Regions from separate parts of the Homo sapiens genome. Here region 1 is linked to region 2. A link is a loop called in an ENCODE intact Hi-C map of the cell type or tissue named here. Cell type or tissue: ascending aorta. All regions are shown on one strand. Each heading gives the region's core, and the rest is flanking DNA. Links, peaks and the distances in the headings are about the cores only.

Region 1 (8,342 bases), core at 77-8,076, 100 kb before region 2:
AACCAGCCTGGGCAACATAGGCAGACCCCATCTCTACAAAAATAAAAAAAAAAAAATTAGCCAGGCATGGTGATGCATGTCTGTAATCTCAGCTACTCAGGAGTCTGAGGTGGGAGGATTGCTTGGGCCCAGGAGGTTAAGGCTGCAGTGGGCCATGATTGTGCCACTGCACTCCAACTAGGGTGACAGAGCAAGACCCTGTCTCAAAAAAAAAATTAAAAAATAAACCACCAGATCCTGCAAGAACGAATTCACTATTACAAGAAGAGTACCAAGCCATGAGGGATCCACTCCCATGACCCAAACACATCCCATCAGGCCCCACCTCCGACAACGAGGATAACATTTCAACATGAGATTTGGGCAGGACAAATATCTAAACCCTATCAGCCATTTTTATAGGAAAATTTCTGAAGTATATGAAACACTGACTTTCCTTCTTAAAAAGACTACACAGAACAGAATTTAGCCTTTTCTCAAGGACATGGTGTCATAAATAGATATATACAATGGTAATTTTAGGGCTGGTAGATCCCTACCTTGGAGATCATCTATTGAAATTTCTCACTTTACAGATGAACTAAATGATGTCACAAGAAATTCTGTAATTTTCCCAAAATCACACAATAGGATGGTCATGTGATTATCATACACCATGCTGCCACATCTACTACTGTATGGTGCTAAACACTATCTAGCAAGATAATCAGGATTTAGGGGCAGTACTCCTTATAATTTCCATGTTTATCTTTGCTATCCCTTCTCTTTCCCCATAATCTTTAGCAATAAAACTTTTTTTTTTTTTTGAGATAGGGTCTTGCTCTGTTGCCCAGGCTGAAGTGCAGTGACACAACTATAGCTCACTGCAGCCTCAAACTCCCAGTTTCAGGCAATCCTCCCACCTCAGCCTTCCAAGTAGCTGGGACTACAGGCACGTGTCACCATACCCAATTAATTTTTGTATTTTTTTTGTAGAAATACAGTTTTGCTGTGTCACCCATTTCAGCTACTTGGGAGGCTGAGGTTTCAAACTCCTGAGCTCAAGCAATCCACCTGCCTCGGCTTCCCCAAGTGCTGGGATTACAGGCCTGAGCCACTGCACCTGGCCAATGAAACTTTTTTTTTTTTTTGAGACAGTCTCACTCTGTTTCTCTGACTAGAGTGCAGTGGTGCCATCTAAGCTCACTGCAACCTCCGCCTTCCAGGATCAAGGGATGCCTGTGCCTTAGCCTATAGAGTAATGGGGATTACAGGCCCGTGCCACCATGCTTGGCTAACAATAAAACTCTTAAATCAAAAGAATATATGTGTTTATCCTATGCAGTAGAAAAATTAAGCTAACCTACTCTGCAGCCCATCTTAGGGGAAGAACTCCAAAAGATGTGAGCAGTGTGCTTTTAAAAAGAAAAAATGCAGGCTGAATGTCTACATGGTCTTCAAAAAGAAAGAAGGATGCAATGAAAAGCCTACATTGTCTTAAGAACAGCTTTGGGGATATGACTGTTAGGAAGGCCAGAACGTTCCTGAGAATAGGCAATACAGTAAACTTCACAAGGGAAGGGACTAGGTTCTCAGTAAATGTGGGTTGAATGACCTGAAAAATGAGTATTTGTCACTACACTAAATGTTATCAGGCCTTTGTGATGTTTGATGTAAGTTTGCATTTTAGGTGTTTTTCTCTTCCCTTTCCTATACAAACTGTCATTTGTATGTCTAATAGCAACCCCACCAAACATAGTCTTTGCAGAAGTTGATAACATTCCTTGTATCTTCTAAGGGGGTGGTTCTAATATGCTGAGCTTGCTAGAATTATTTTTAAAATGAGGATGAATATGTTCTAAGTGATGATCTCAGGGATTCCCCTATGTATGAAGCATGTCAATATTATCATATAGATCTTATAACTTCCATCTTGACTGCTCTTCTGTTGAGTTCTTGGCTCTGCTGTGCTGCAGATTACACAGGCTTCCAGATAAGTCACCTCCAGTGAGATGTAATGTTACTGGGACGACTTTTAACGTTCAACCAATGGTACTTGTCTATAATCCACAAAACTGTCATTTAAATGACTTTTTAAATGGCAAAATACCCTGAAAATGACAATTCTGTACCCAAGCTGAAGAGCACCTTCTAGACCCTTACCACATATATCTATTTTTATCCTCTCCCTTGAGACTCCAGTTGGCCCTCCTTCTTTATTCCATTTTCTTCTATTTTTTCCGCAATTCCACTTTAGCTTACTCTTCTGTCTTTGGATGTTCAAGAGATATTTACTGTATTTTCTAATCAGAAGGAAATGGGCTTAACTAAGAAAATACAAAGTTTATTTTTTTCCATAATCTCTCGAAAATATGATCTTAAGGAACAATTTCCATCTTGCATTACAGAAAATGATAATGCAAGTTAATCAAGGTGAAAGGGATTATAAAATATTATCTTCCATGATTATACTTGATGAAGCAATTGTTCCTTTATGACATTTTAACTAGGACTAAATCTGCTAAAAAGTATATCTAATAGCCTATTTCTTCATGTTTCTGATGCATGCATTATTGCTTCTACTTTTATTAATACAACTGAATCTATGAAACACTGCTTTTTCTATGATTTGCTCAATGTAATACATTTAATAAAGCAAACATTTTAAAGGCTACTTTCAGCAAACTATTTCACAAGAGAAATATCCCAAGCACACTAAAAAATAAATCAAATTAAATCATGATTGGAATTGTTGGAATCATTTATTTGGGGAATGACTCTTTTATTCAATTTTTACACTTTTGATGTACCTAAAAGCAAAATTACATATCATAAATTTAAGCAATGTGCTTGATAAAACCTAGAATGTGTCACCAATAAACAATATGAAAAATTTAAGTTTTAAGATTAACTTCAAATAAGTTCTTCCCAAACACTGAAAAATAACATTGCACTCACTGGGATAAGTATAAAATGAGTATTTTTCCAAATATAAGCGATGTCACCTGATGCAATTCTCTGGCTCACTCACTGTAACTTCCTACCTCTACCATAACAGACTCCATCAGGATGGATGTCTTCCAATTCTGAACTGTACAGAAGGCAAAATATTTATGAAAAACATTAGCATCATTCATAAGAATTAACATTCATCAATTAAAATTTGAACCCAGACCTGAAAAAAAAAATTGTTGATTAAAAAAATTGTTAAAAACACCTCAAGTTCCTACACAAAAAAAGCAAGATTATAAAACTCAAGTATGGTATAACAACTATTCCAAAATGGATGCTGTTCTCAGTTTTAGTATAGACTTAAAAGAAAAAATGAATAGTCCATTGGCTCTTTCCAGCTCTCATCCAACATCTGTTCATAGCAGCTACAACCAGGTTATTTGCAGCCATGCAGTTATTTTCAGGCTAAGAATAAACCTGTCCATGCTGTTCTGAGAACTGTTACCCAGGCATTTTTTGTTAGACAACATAAAGACCATCTATTTTACCTTCCTTATATTCAAAAACAAGGAAACTGAGGCTCAGAGAGATTTAGTGCCTGGCCCTCCCAATTCAAGCAATTCATACTAGCACTAAGCAAGACCTAAAACCAAGTTTTCTCAATTGTTTCTACGAATATGGGTCAACTCTGAGGATCAGAACCACTGACTGTTTTCCTGGGATGGAATGGGCCTTTGGAAATTTACCAGCTGTGTGATCCTGAGCAAATTACAACTTTTCCAAGTCCCCTTTTCCTCTTCTACAAAATGCAGAGAGTACCTACTACTCTAACAAGGTTGTGAGGATTATGTTCGGCTTGTAAAGTGCTTAGCACAGTGATTAGGAAATTTTAAGCATTCGAAAACAGGTAGCTATTATTTTTACTCCCAACCTGAAAACATGGCTGCTCCTAATCATGGCTGTATGAGAAGACAACGAACTGAATTCATTAACACAATGGACAGGGTCCCATCCACCAGAGCTTCTCTGGCCTACCACATTCTACAAACAGTAAAAAACCCCATCAAACAACCTATTTCATTCCATCTAAAATGATCATCCCTTACACTATTAAAAAAAATTGAAATTGCTGCCATATGTGTTCTGCTACGTGTTGTACACTGAATATGTCAACTAGAAACTGCAGAGGAGTTTCTGGTTCCACCCAAAACATGAAGAACAAACGACGGGAAAACAAGAGTTAGATAAGGTCACACACCTGAACTGGAACTCAGGACCTTATTCTCAGCACATTTAGTTATTGATGGTAGAAAGCAAGATGCTTTAAGCACCATAAAGCAGGAATAATGGCTACCTCAACAAAATAAAATTCCCTAGGTTTCTCAACAAAATAGAATCCGTTTACTTTCCCTAGTAAATTCATACGCACATGGGCAATAATTGAGCATCTTTCTTGTAAAACTGAGGATTAAGCTGTGTCTGAGCTGCGATGTATGCTAAGATCATACAAATCTATGAAAAAGTCCTATGAAATGGCGAGACAAAATGATGGGGAATATCACCTTGAAATCAATAAGGAAGGAATCATAATGTCTTGCCAAAGTCGTCTCCGTTGATAAAATCCCGACCCTCCATTTCATGACACTGCACATCCACTTCCCTCTAAGGAAATTAACAGGAATCACCGCAGCAACCAACCTCAGCAATCAGCATCGACCAGATCAACCCCTACTCAAATGGCGATAAGCACTGCGGGTCCCAGCCCCTCCCTGTAACTGCCAACTCCCGCGCTGACTCCGGACTACCTCACTTCCTTTCAGTTCTCCCTCCCACTCTCGACCCACGATGTTTGTCCCAAAACTCGCCACTGACAGAAAAAACAGAAACAAGACAGTCTTCCTAAACTTTGTCCAGGAAGCACCAGGCTACACATACCCGTCCCTATTACGATCACATCAAACTCCGAAGGGAGAGTATCCGCCATCTTGACGGGAAACGTGTCATGTGACTATTACTTGTGGAAATGAGATCAAGTTAGGCATTCCCTCCGTGGAAGGCGGAAAAGAAAACAGTGCATTCTGGGTGTTGTAGTTCTTGGGTGGAAGGTCCAGGCAGGCGACTACAGTATTATATTTAAAATGTTTACACGTAAGTTAAAAGCTCGACTCATTTTCCAGGCTGAATGCTGTAGCTCATTTAGCCTGGAGGGTTGAAGTAGGAAAGAAATGTAGATTTTTATTCCGTTAGCTAGGATGAATGTGGGAGACTTGGATACCCCTTGACAATACTGAAGCAAAATTGTTAGGAGACACGGAGAGCGGAGTGAAATTGAAGGCGGTTTGCTCTGTGAACAAAGGAGACTTTCATTCCAGCCTAAAAAACTGTTTCCCGCCATCGTTTCTGTACTTTCGTGTTGGCCCTCGAGGCATGGTTTTTCACACCAATACTTTCAGAATATATTCCATATCTTTTTCGTTTCCATGTCTCCTCGATGAAAACCCACAAAAAACCTCTCACCCTAGTTTCGCCAGAATGGAACTCCCACCGCGTCCGTATTTGTTCCAGTTAGTCCAGACAGCCACTCGGGCAATAAATTAGCCTTGCTTTACAGGAGGGAAAAAATATATGAAAGCATGGTTGCGCTGGATAAGCGTCTGTTGAGTCTGAATTCGATTTTCCGCACCAACTAGATAAGTTCATGTAAGATTCTCCTTAGTTTACATTTAGTTTCCAATCTATTAGTTTCCATAAGCTACCGTAGAAATAATTAAGGTAAAATGGTCTTTATATTAAAGTGATTGTATCTGATGAGGGGCTTTAGGTCGTCTATGTCTAACAGCTAACATAGCTCTCATAAGTATCTTCAAGGTCTGTCGCCTCCCACCGCTTCCCTCCAACCGCCCCCCACCCTGCCCCCGATTATTTAATACTCCGCTGTCTGACAACACCAAAGCAAAAGGGGAAGGATGCTGGGAATGAAGGAGGATACTTTTTTGACGACAGAAATTTCTTGTGTAGTTATTTTACAAGAGTTTCAAAATAAATCAAAGATAATGTGCAGTAGTGGGCCTTCCCTGACACCACCTATCCGCTAAGATGCTTGTGGTTCCCCAGACATTGTTTTCTTTCCAGTCTCTGACCACGCTCATGCTGTTCTTTCAGCATGGAATGATCTTCCCATTCTCTAGCTAACAGTTATTCCCAGGATGTCGCTGGGCTTCCACCTCCTCCTCCTTTCGTCTCCGTGTGTGGGCTGTTTCCCTACATGGTGCTAGACTTTGTCTTAACCCGCCATACTGCATTTATGACGATTCCTATAGAGTACACATATCCCCATATATCCACACAAAAATACACACCCAGACATGCAATACCATAATTATAAACCCCTGTACAGCATGACAGACACCAAGTCTCATTTATCTTTTTCACTCCTGCACCTAACCTAAGCCCGGTGCATAGTAGGAATTTAATAAATGTTTGCTAAACCAAACTTGATTTTGACTCCCCTAATAGATGGATGAGACGAGTCCCTGTCCTCATAGTGCTTACCATCTTTGCCTTTATATCTGCCCACCACTATCATGTGTCTTATATTTAGAAGATGTTCAGTGTCCATTAATTGTAAATATTTACATGAAAATGCTTTAAAATGTATTTTGATACGCTTTTTACTGCATTTCTCTTGCATTTTACCATAATCATTAGCAACATTGTACATGTTTCATTACTTTCTTTTATAGATCATCCAGTTGTATTACACAACTCTCTTAAGATATGGTCTTTGATTAGTATTTTCTGTAAAACAGATTCCCCTGAGAAGTATAATGTACTGTTCAGTAAACCACTTTGTCATTTGCCTTGGTATGTAAAGCAAGTTTTTAGTATTATCAGAAGTGAAACAGATATTATTTGTGAGACTCTTGATAAGACAGTAGAAAATGGAAACAAATGGATTTCTCAGAGTAAACACAGAAAACTTTCCAAAATCTTCTCTAATAATGAGAAGCCACAGATGGATGGTTAAAAACCTGATAAATAAAAGTATTTCTACCATACTTTGGATATATATTTATATACATTTGTTCATGTATACGAGATATATAAACTACATACATATACTTTTCAATATGAGTATCACTGACCTTCTAGGGATTCAGAAATTTTCTGACAATCACACCATGAAGATGCAATTCATTAATTTGTTTATTCCTCAAATATTCATTCAGCACCTACTATGTGCAAGACACTATTTTGGATGCTGAGATTAGAGCAATGAACAAAACAGACAACAACCCCTGTCTTCATGAAGTTTACATTTAGTAGGGTAAAACAAAATAAACAAGTAATTACTCTGTAGCATAGATTTTCCAATCTGTGCTGCCCTTAGTTTGAAACCTTCTTTTTTTCCCCTAAGGATAGAAAGCACAATCCTCAGAAGGATAATATTACCAACTTATATTTTGCTGTTCTTTCTCTAAAGTTATTATGGGACTTATTCATGCCCTTTTCTGGGCATGGAAAAGATTACTACATTAGGAAAATTTCAATCTTGTGCATGGAGAAAATGCTCCAAATACCTTTTATTTCAAATGTATTTTTGTAGACTTTATGCAAAGTAAAGATGAATATAGGAGTTAATAATTGCAGTAAAAAAAGCGTAAAGCAAAACAGCTGAATTGCATCTATTCTGTTATTCTAAGGACATCTTTTTTTTTTTTTTTTTTTTTTTTTGAGACGGAGTCTCTCTCTGTCGCCCAGGCTGGAGTGCAGTGGCGCCATCTCCGCTCACTGCAAGCTCCGCCTCCCGGGTTCACGCCATTCTCCTGCCTCAGCCTCCCGAGTTGCGGGGACTACAGGCGCCCGCCACCACACACGGCTAATTTTTTGTATTTTTAGTAGAGACGGGGTTTCACCATGTTAGCCAAGATGGTCTCCATCTCCTGACCTCGTGATCCGCCCGCCTTGACCTCCCAAAGTGCTGGGATTACAGGCGTGAGCCACCCCACTGGGCCAAAGACTATGTACATTGGAGATAGTCATCTTGCATAATATGTCTCAGAGATTCTCTGAATTTCTTGAATTTGCATGTCGACCTCTCTTGCAAGGTTGGGGAATTTTTCATGTATTATATCCTGAAATATGTTTTTCAACTTGCTTACTGTCACTTCTTTTCTCTCAGGAATGCCAATGAGTTGTAGGTTTGATCATTTTACATAATCCCATATCTCTCCGAGGCTTCATTCATTTTTTGAAACTCCTTTTTCTTTTTCTTTGTCTGTGTAGGTTGATTAGAATAACCAGTCTTCAAGCACCAAAATTCTTTCCTCTGCTTTGTCTAGTCTGTTGTTAAGGCATTCAACTGTATTTTGAAATTCCTATAGTGAATTTTCCAATTTCAGAAGTTCAGT
Region 2 (8,342 bases), core at 183-8,182:
TTCTGGATATTTTGCAGTGCTGCATAAGCATGCCAATATATGTATTTTTAATTTTTAGTTAAAATGGTACCTGCATTTTACTGACAGTGTCAAAGTAGAATATTTTGCCTAAAATCACAGATGAGCACCCTCCCCTCCAAACTGAGTATGAATTAAGATAAAATGTAAATTGTTAATTAAGTCATGGAAGTTTACAGCATTTCAGTGTATGGGAAACTACACTTAGGCCCCAAATCATTCCACTGGAATTAGAACTTCTTCTGATGAGATATGGTACCTGCTTATACTAATTTTGTCGTTATTTGTTGCGGTGGTTGGCTCCTGTCTTGTATTAATTCACAAACCTTGAGTATTTTCTTAGTTTTAATGCAGTGCCTCTCTCCATAGAGAGTCATCTCCCAAGGGTACTCTGTTTACTGCCACCTTTTTATGATTTTATATTGCATCAAGCAATTCCAAACTTACAGGGTGTTGATGTGAAAGGCTTCCTCTGGTCTTGTAGAAACCTAGCCCTGTTTAGAAGTATGTTTGGCTTATGGAAGACATTAAAATCAGAAAGGGACAAAAACAAACCCTCTGTGTAAAATTGATTGTCTCAATCTCAAAGCACTGATAGTAATAGTAGAAATAGTAGTGATAAAAAATAGAATAATCAAAAAGTCAAGAAAAAAGGAGACAAAACCTGCTCTCTTAGATCTAAACGACTAAATGTTTAAATTGCATGTGTTACTTAAGAACGCTACCAAGTTTATCTAGAAGACTGCAATGAGAAGGAATTCAAATAATGAAACCGAGGGTCTTTTGCGTGTTGAAAACTTCCAAAGAACTTTAACCTTTCAATGATCAATGGCCAATTTGAGTCTCTAGTATTTCTGCTAGAAATAGAACCGTAATCTTTAGTAATAATTAAAATATTACTGTAAACCTGATACATCTCATTAAACACATGACTTTTAATTTGTGCCTTTTCTAAAGTTGTCAAAGTATGTCTGTTCTTCAATTTCACAATTACTGATTACAGCATGAATGAATAATCTGCCTTTCTTTTTTTATATTTCAGATTTCTTAAATTTGAAACATCAAAATATCTGTGCAATGTTTTATTGCTGAAAACCCCAAATTGCTCTGCAAATAAAAAGGCCTTGATAATGTGGGCACAGCTACATACAAGGGGTAGCTTGGCCTTAGGATTTTTAACGTAATTAGAGCCATTTGAAAATAAAACATCCTTTACAGCCAAACTTATTCACCTGGAAATTTCAATCACAATAAGTTATCAGAGGCAAGCTATTTCAACAGATAGTTTAACAGCCATTTCAGTCAAAACACCTGTTGAATACAATTTGGGATTTCTCTTTTTAAAAACTGGTAAATACAAACATTTCTGTCAGTGCTGTTTTATTCTTTTTTGATACTTCTACTTTTGGTTGAGGCGTTTTCTGCCTTTGCTATTTCTTCTCAATTGTCCTTTTTTTGCCCCTTATTACTTTCTTCCCACAACAGTATCGATGTAGCAAAAACATTTTGATGCCTTTTAAAAATGTCTCGTGGCTGCCTATATCCCAATCTATTATGTTAGAGTCATATCACTGCATTTTGAAAGCAATGATCATCACAACTTCTTAGCATTTTAACCCTGTACAATTTGAAATTGAAACAGTATGAAGAGATTCAAAGGGCAGTTCTTAAACCTGGTTGATGAAATGAGAAAAGAAGAAAATATGTTGTAGAAAGAGGCAGAAAAATCCAATTTAGGGTATCTGTAACTAAATAAGGGAGCAAAAAGAACCCACACATTTCTCGTTGATCCTGCTAAGTACAACTAGGGCTGAATAAAATTCAGTAAGTTTCCAACATTATTTATATTTTAGAAGAATATCAGAGAAGTTACCATAAGCCATGTAGTTGGTAACGTTTTGTAAAGAAACGAAACCTGGATTTCACTTTATGAATAACTAACAGCCTCCAGAGAAGAGGAGCACAGGAAAGGAAATATCTTGGTTTTAGAGAATGAATAGCTTGACAAGGAGTCTTAAAACAACTTTGCTAGGCCAGGAGCGGTGGCTCACGCCTGTAATCCCAGAACTTTGGGAGGCCGAGGAGGGCGGATCACGAGGTCAGGAGTTCGAGACCAGCCTGGCCAATATGGTGAAACCCTGTCTCTACAAAAAAAAAAAAAAGTATGTATATGTGTGTATATATATGTATATATATGTATATGTGTGTATATATATATGTATATGTATACATAAATTAGCCAGGCATGGTGGCGCGCACCTGTTGTCCCAGTTACTCGGCCGAGGCAGGAGAATCGCTTGATCCCCGGAGGCGGAGGCTGCAGTGAGCCGAGACTGTGCCACTGCACTCTAGTCTGGGCGACAGAGTGAGAATCTGTCTCAAAACAAACAAAAACAACTTTGCTAAGGCGATCTAACCACCATATGCTGTGTGGAAAAGACCATTCCTTTTCCCTGGAATGTACCCTGCTTAGACATTTTGTTCTATAAGCTCTTAGTACGTTTGGGACGCTTGATGAGTGGGGGAAGTGGAATCTTGTTTAGGACTGGAGCTCCAATCACTGGACCTTCAAAGCCAATGGAAGAGGAAGGAAAATGCACGTTCAAGAATGCAAACCCTCGCCCTTTCCTCATATTCCGTGATGACTGTTTTGAGTCCTAAACAAACATTTCCTATCAATTTTAGCGGGGAGTAGGGCCAGGGCAATCTCGACACTAAGGGACGGGGACACAGACAAGTCTCTTCCAGGACAGTGGCGGAAGTGCCATAAAATGAGGTGTCCATCTGCCACCCACAGAGCAAGTCTCTCTGTTTCCCAAAGTGTTCACAGGCTCACTACGCTTCCTGAATGTCAGTGCGAGTTAGCAACCAGAACTCTGATCTGAGTATGATCTCGGACGCTTGTTCCTCTGCGCGCTGGGTAGGGGAAAATTTACACCAAGCGCACTTAGGTGGGCTAAAGGGCTGAGCTGTTTACTTCTGAACTCGCTAGCGTCTTTCTCCCGGAAGCTAGGCGAAGCCATCTATTAGCCCCCGCAGAGTTTGGGAGAGATGCGCAAGTGGAATTGGAGCTGCCACCTCACTTTCCACGATCTAACCCGGTGTAAGGTGGCGGAAGGGGCATGGGGAGGCACGTTCAGGAGTCGCGCTTTGCGTTTCCACCCCGACACCAGCGGAGCGCGGAGCGGATGGGTTCACAGCATAGGCCACTTTGAGAACTCTGCGTGACATCTGGGAGTTCTCTCGTCTGGCAGAGAGGCAAGAAGCAGAGGCACCACACCGCCCCCTTCTCGGACTGGATCTCTGTTCTTGGTCGAGCCTGGACCCACTCAGGTAGTCGGACGCCGGCCAGGGAGTCTCCACCTCCTCACCAGCGGCAGCCATTCGGAGCGCTCGGGCGCAGAAGGGCTGGGGCCCATTGGCTGTGGGACGCTGCCAGTCTCCGGAGGGGGTGTGGTGGGGGTGGGGTCTGGGGCCGCAGCGGGTCGGGGCTGCTCACTGTTTGTTGAGCTTGAGCGTGAGCCGGCTGCTGAAGACTTGCGAACAGTTCGGAGCCAGCGAGAGCGCGCCAGAGAGAGCGAGAGTGAGGGAGTGAGTGCGAGGGGATCTAGAGGAGTCAGGGCGAGAAAGCGAGGGCCGGAGGACCCACGATAGAGACAGAGTGACCATGGCTGTCTCCGCATCTCCAGTGATCTCTGCAACTTCCAGCGGCGCCGGCGTCCCGGGGGGCTTATTCCGGGCCGAACCCCTGTACTCGACTCCCAGAGAGCCCCCTCGTCTTACTCCTAATATGATCAATAGTTTCGTGGTTAATAACCACAGCAACAGTGCCGGAGGCGGCGGCAGGGGCAACACCAACACCAACGAGTGCCGCATGGTCGACATGCACGGGATGAAGGTGGCTTCGTTCCTGATGGACGGCCAGGAACTGATCTGCCTGCCGCAAGTCTTTGATCTTTTTCTCAAGCACCTGGTGGGAGGCTTGCACACTGTGTACACCAAGCTGAAGAGACTGGATATATCCCCCGTGGTGTGTACTGTTGAGCAGGTCCGGATCCTCCGCGGGCTGGGGGCCATCCAGCCCGGGGTAAACCGCTGCAAACTCATCACCAGGAAAGACTTCGAAACTTTGTTCACCGATTGCACCAATGCCAGGTGAGACACTCGTTTCTTGGCTCTCCCACTTCTCTTACCCCTTTGGCCTCTTCTGCATGCCTCACCACCCTCATCCAACTTTGTTTGTAGAGTGAGTCTTAACTAGTTTGCCTCTATTCTTCACGCTGTAAATCGGTGGGGAAAGAGGACTAGAAGCTTTCATTAATGCTGGTGCCTTCTAGTCCACGCTCAGTGCAAGGGCTTCGGTCTAAAAAAGTCCCGCAAACTTGAGTTTGCAGTCCTCTATTGAAACTTTCCAGCCTTTTGCCCATATCTTGCATGGCTTTTGGCTGTTCGTGGTTATTTGTTAATTTCTCTATTTGGTTTTCTTTCCTGCTCTTTTGTGGCCGCACGGGTCGGATAGGTTTTCTTCTGAACACGGATACCAAGGGCTTTCTCTGGGGGCTGGCTGAGCTGTAAACTGGGCTCCTAAGCTGGCAAGCCAGAACACAGCATTTGGGGCATGCAGGGGGTGGGAAGTCTAGAATCCATCCCAGAGGGTGATTCGATCCCCATCCCGTGTGTTTGTTGTGAGAATGTGTGGGGTGTGTGGTGTTGTTGTTTGTGGTGGTGTTGGTGTGTATGTGTGCAAGTGCGCGTGAGAACGTATGCTCATGCTTGCTGCGCAAAGCTCCCCAGTACACGATACAGGAAAGTCGATGGATACTATTTTTACAAAAGGACGACGACAAATATCACTTTCCTGGGATCGTCCGTTTTGGGTTATCTGCAGAGGGCAATGTGGGGCATGAACCACTGTGGCTGGGACTGGATTGGAGGTTGGTGTACAAGTTGGCAGATTTCTAGAGAGGATGCTCTCAGCTCTTCCAGGCGAACAGTTGGAAGGATCCCATTCCCTTAAAGACAGGATTCCTTAAATGATGATGGCCAGCTTCCCTGGTTGTAAGTGTACCTCCTTCATATCACAGTTTAGAAGTACACTAGTGAATAAATGTCCATTTGTATATGAGAAGCAAATTGTGTTCAATGTTTCTGAGTTTAAAAAGAAAAAAAGTATACTCAAGATTATCTGACTTTTTAAACGCCTGTGAATTAGTCTTCTAGTGTTTATTCCATCTCCAGTTTGGTAACATCTCAGGAAAGCACAGATTTGGCACAAAAATCACCATCACGTGGTTAAAAGGAGCAAAGGATTTTGTTGTAAAACAGCACTACTGCTTATTATTTTGCAAAAATAAAATAAAAAACCAACAACTTTCTCAAAATGAACTTTAAATCATAAAATCTCTGGGTCTGTGAACTAAAACTGTAACAGTTTGCCACATCTGTTGTAAAATCCAAATTGCCATGTATAGTTGAATGATACTGACAACTTGTAGGCAAACTGTTGCTTACTGCTGCAATAAGATAATGCTGCAGAACTTACAAGGGAAGCTTTTTCCTTCTTCTTTTTTTTCTTCAATTGAGCAGTGTTTTTCTGTGTTCAAGCAATTAAACAGAAAACTATTTATGTGAGAACTCCTACCTGATTCATATTTAGGGCTTACAAAGCTGGTTTATTATATCAGCTTTTCTTAAGGAAGATAGATGGCCTGAAAACACAAAGGATAACAGCTCCCTCAATAAAACAGGCAATTATGGATTGTAAGAGTAAAAAGACAATTTTATTTCGACTACAAAGCATTTTATTAGTACACAAACTAAAAAGGTTACAAGGGACTTCAGATAGTGGCCATCTAATTCATTTGTTGCCATCCAAAAACACTCAAACATTTAAATAATTGCAGACATGAAAACCTATTCTCTTATTAACTCTCTCTCTTTATCAGTCTCTCATCTCTCCATCCCTGTTCTTTCTCTCTTCCCCCTCTCCCATCTCTAAAAATGCCCATTCTTAAAGTGGAACAATTATTACACTTAGGAAATTCTTCCTTCCTCAATTAATTTGCACATTCTTGAGAAAAACCTATGACCATGATTTTCAAATAAATAGATTAGTATTTTAATATGATTTTGATACTTTTCTCTATAAATGGAAACTTTTCCTAATTTTTATTAGAGCTACTTACTAAAAAAAAAAATCCAGAGGCAGGTGATCTTGTAATATTTTTGGACCCTGTTATACCATGTATTTTTAGGTTATTATTTTATCTAATTAGCTTTTATTTACTGCTTATCACAGCAATAGTAACTTTTCATGTGTGTGAATTGCTTTTGTGTATGTGTGTGTATAAAGGTGATAGAGAAATATTAAATATGTAGGAAGAAATAGATCTGTGATGTGATTCATGTGGCTTCTATTGCATTTTCTTTTCTTTACGGGTATTTGGTTTATTATATTCATATTTTAAAACTGTGTTACAAGTATTGCAATTTTATTAATTGTAAAAATTTATGAAGTATATTCTATGAATGCAATCCATCAGTGAAGATGAGGAAAACTACTAGAAACACACCTAAATTGCAATTTTAGATAGAAGACAACCACAATTTCCGGGAAAAATCTAATTAATTATAAAATGATATCAACAAATTTTGCTGATTCGAAGTGCCCTCCTAACCACATTATTAAAATTACAAAATATAATAATGCATTTAATAAATGCTTTATGATGTTAGGTAAGATTATTTACAGAAATGTATACTTTAAGTTACTCCCAAAATCTGAATTTTTAAAGAAAATTGCAAAATTTTTAGATCAACATTATTTCTGTGACTTTTCTACTCAGTGAAAAGAAAGGTAAGGGATGTAAACAGGAAAGAGGTCCAAGAGAGACAAAGTAAGGTAGATGAGACTCGAGGCCAGTGAGAGAGTAGAAATGCAGGAAAAGAGCAGAGTGATGCCTTGAGACAGAGTGAAAGATGGAACAGAAGAGCTTATAGAGATGCCCCAAGATGAGTGATGTACCAATGGAGATCTGGCTAAAGAGGATTGTCCTTCAGGACTCATGACTTCTTAGTGCTTCTAGCTAAGAGCAGGGAGGGAAGTGCAAGGAAAAAGTAAATGTTTAGCGAATAGAAACTCTTAAACACTATTCTTATTTCAAAGAAGAGATTCATCTTCATCGCTTGATGGATAAATGTTCATAATATGTTGTTGAATGGAAGGCCTATTTGTAATGGTGTCATTGGCAATTTTCTCTTTCTGTATAATAAACATTTCTTCCCCTCTCTGTTGAGTATGTGGGGAAGAGTACAAGTCCTGACTTAGAGCATTTGGAATGCTTTCTGTGCTATCCCAGAAAACACAAAGTGGACTGTTTTCAAATTGTTCATTTTCAAAGACCTTAAGGTATTGCCACTAAGTGACATTTTGATTTGCTTCAGTGCCCATTATGTGCACTGAAGAAAAATGAATGAGTAAAATATATACATAATTGTTTCTTTGATAGTACTGAAAGTCACAGCAAGAACTACCAGTGCCTTTTATTAACTATTTTGTTGTTAGCCAATTATAAAAATATTCAGTTGTCTTCCTGGAAAATAAGTTAAGAAATAATATCTGCTTCAACTGCTAGAGAGGTAGTAAGATTAAAACTCTTGACCATTCATTGTTCTGTTCGACAAGTCAAGGTTTACATCACTGTAATTTCAAAGAACTGTACAACATTTTTCCTTCATGACTGTTAACTTCCAAAATTAATTATAAGGATATGATTTTGAGGATTATTTTTTAAATGATGATAAAAATAATCAACACTAAATGGGAAAAATTACTATACTGTTTTGGATTTTGTTTTTTGCAGATAAAGCACTGTGATTTCTGTTTAATATTTTGTGCAAGAAAACTTAGAGTTTTTAATACCAGAGAGAACAGGCAGGTTTAGAAAGTAAATGTTGACAATTTTCACTCTTATGCAATAGATTTTTCTTACTAAATTCTCCTAAGTTTAATGAAGCAGTAAAATAGTAAATTAAAAATTGTTTTTCCTAAATATGAAAATTACTAAACAATCAATAAATTTTAGTGTTTCTCTTTTTACCTACCTATCAACATAAAAGTAAAATATTGTCAGATTTCATGACCAGCATTTAATTTTGTTTGAGGACCAACTGATTAATGTTATTCGGTCATTTAGAGTTAAATGGGTGCTTGAAGAAACAAGAAAGTATGATTAAGAAAATATTTTAGTAATGCATTTGGAGACATGATTCAACATATATTCAAACAAATAGAATTCAGTTTTTAAAGTAAAATTTCCAATTGT

Evidence for each region. A loop is a pair of places that touch in the nucleus more often than their neighbours do. Peaks named below come from ENCODE experiments on the same cell type or tissue, not always from the same donor. Only the 100,000 strongest peaks of a DNase experiment are listed, where the experiment ranks them.
Region 1: a loop joins it to region 2, with 4 times the contacts of the local background. A loop is called at or near these places in 2 of 110 quality-filtered maps.

Annotation. Positions count from the first base shown.
Region 1 is chrX:86,042,618-86,050,959 of GRCh38, forward strand. It overlaps CHM (CHM Rab escort protein), which reads right to left and starts at 4,941. Exons shown (of 15, transcript NM_000390.4): 1 at 4,867-4,941. The coding sequence starts at 4,915. In ascending aorta, for the core only: no CTCF peak of the experiment used is centred there; a DNase peak (open chromatin) is centred at 4,954; H3K4me3 peaks cover 2,399 bases; H3K27ac peaks cover 1,222 bases.
Region 2 is chrX:86,144,936-86,153,277 of GRCh38, forward strand. DACH2 (dachshund family transcription factor 2) reads left to right here and starts at 3,516. Exons shown (of 12, transcript NM_053281.3): 1 at 3,516-4,173. The coding sequence starts at 3,686. In ascending aorta, for the core only: no CTCF peak of the experiment used is centred there; a DNase peak (open chromatin) is centred at 3,406; H3K4me3 peaks cover 2,223 bases.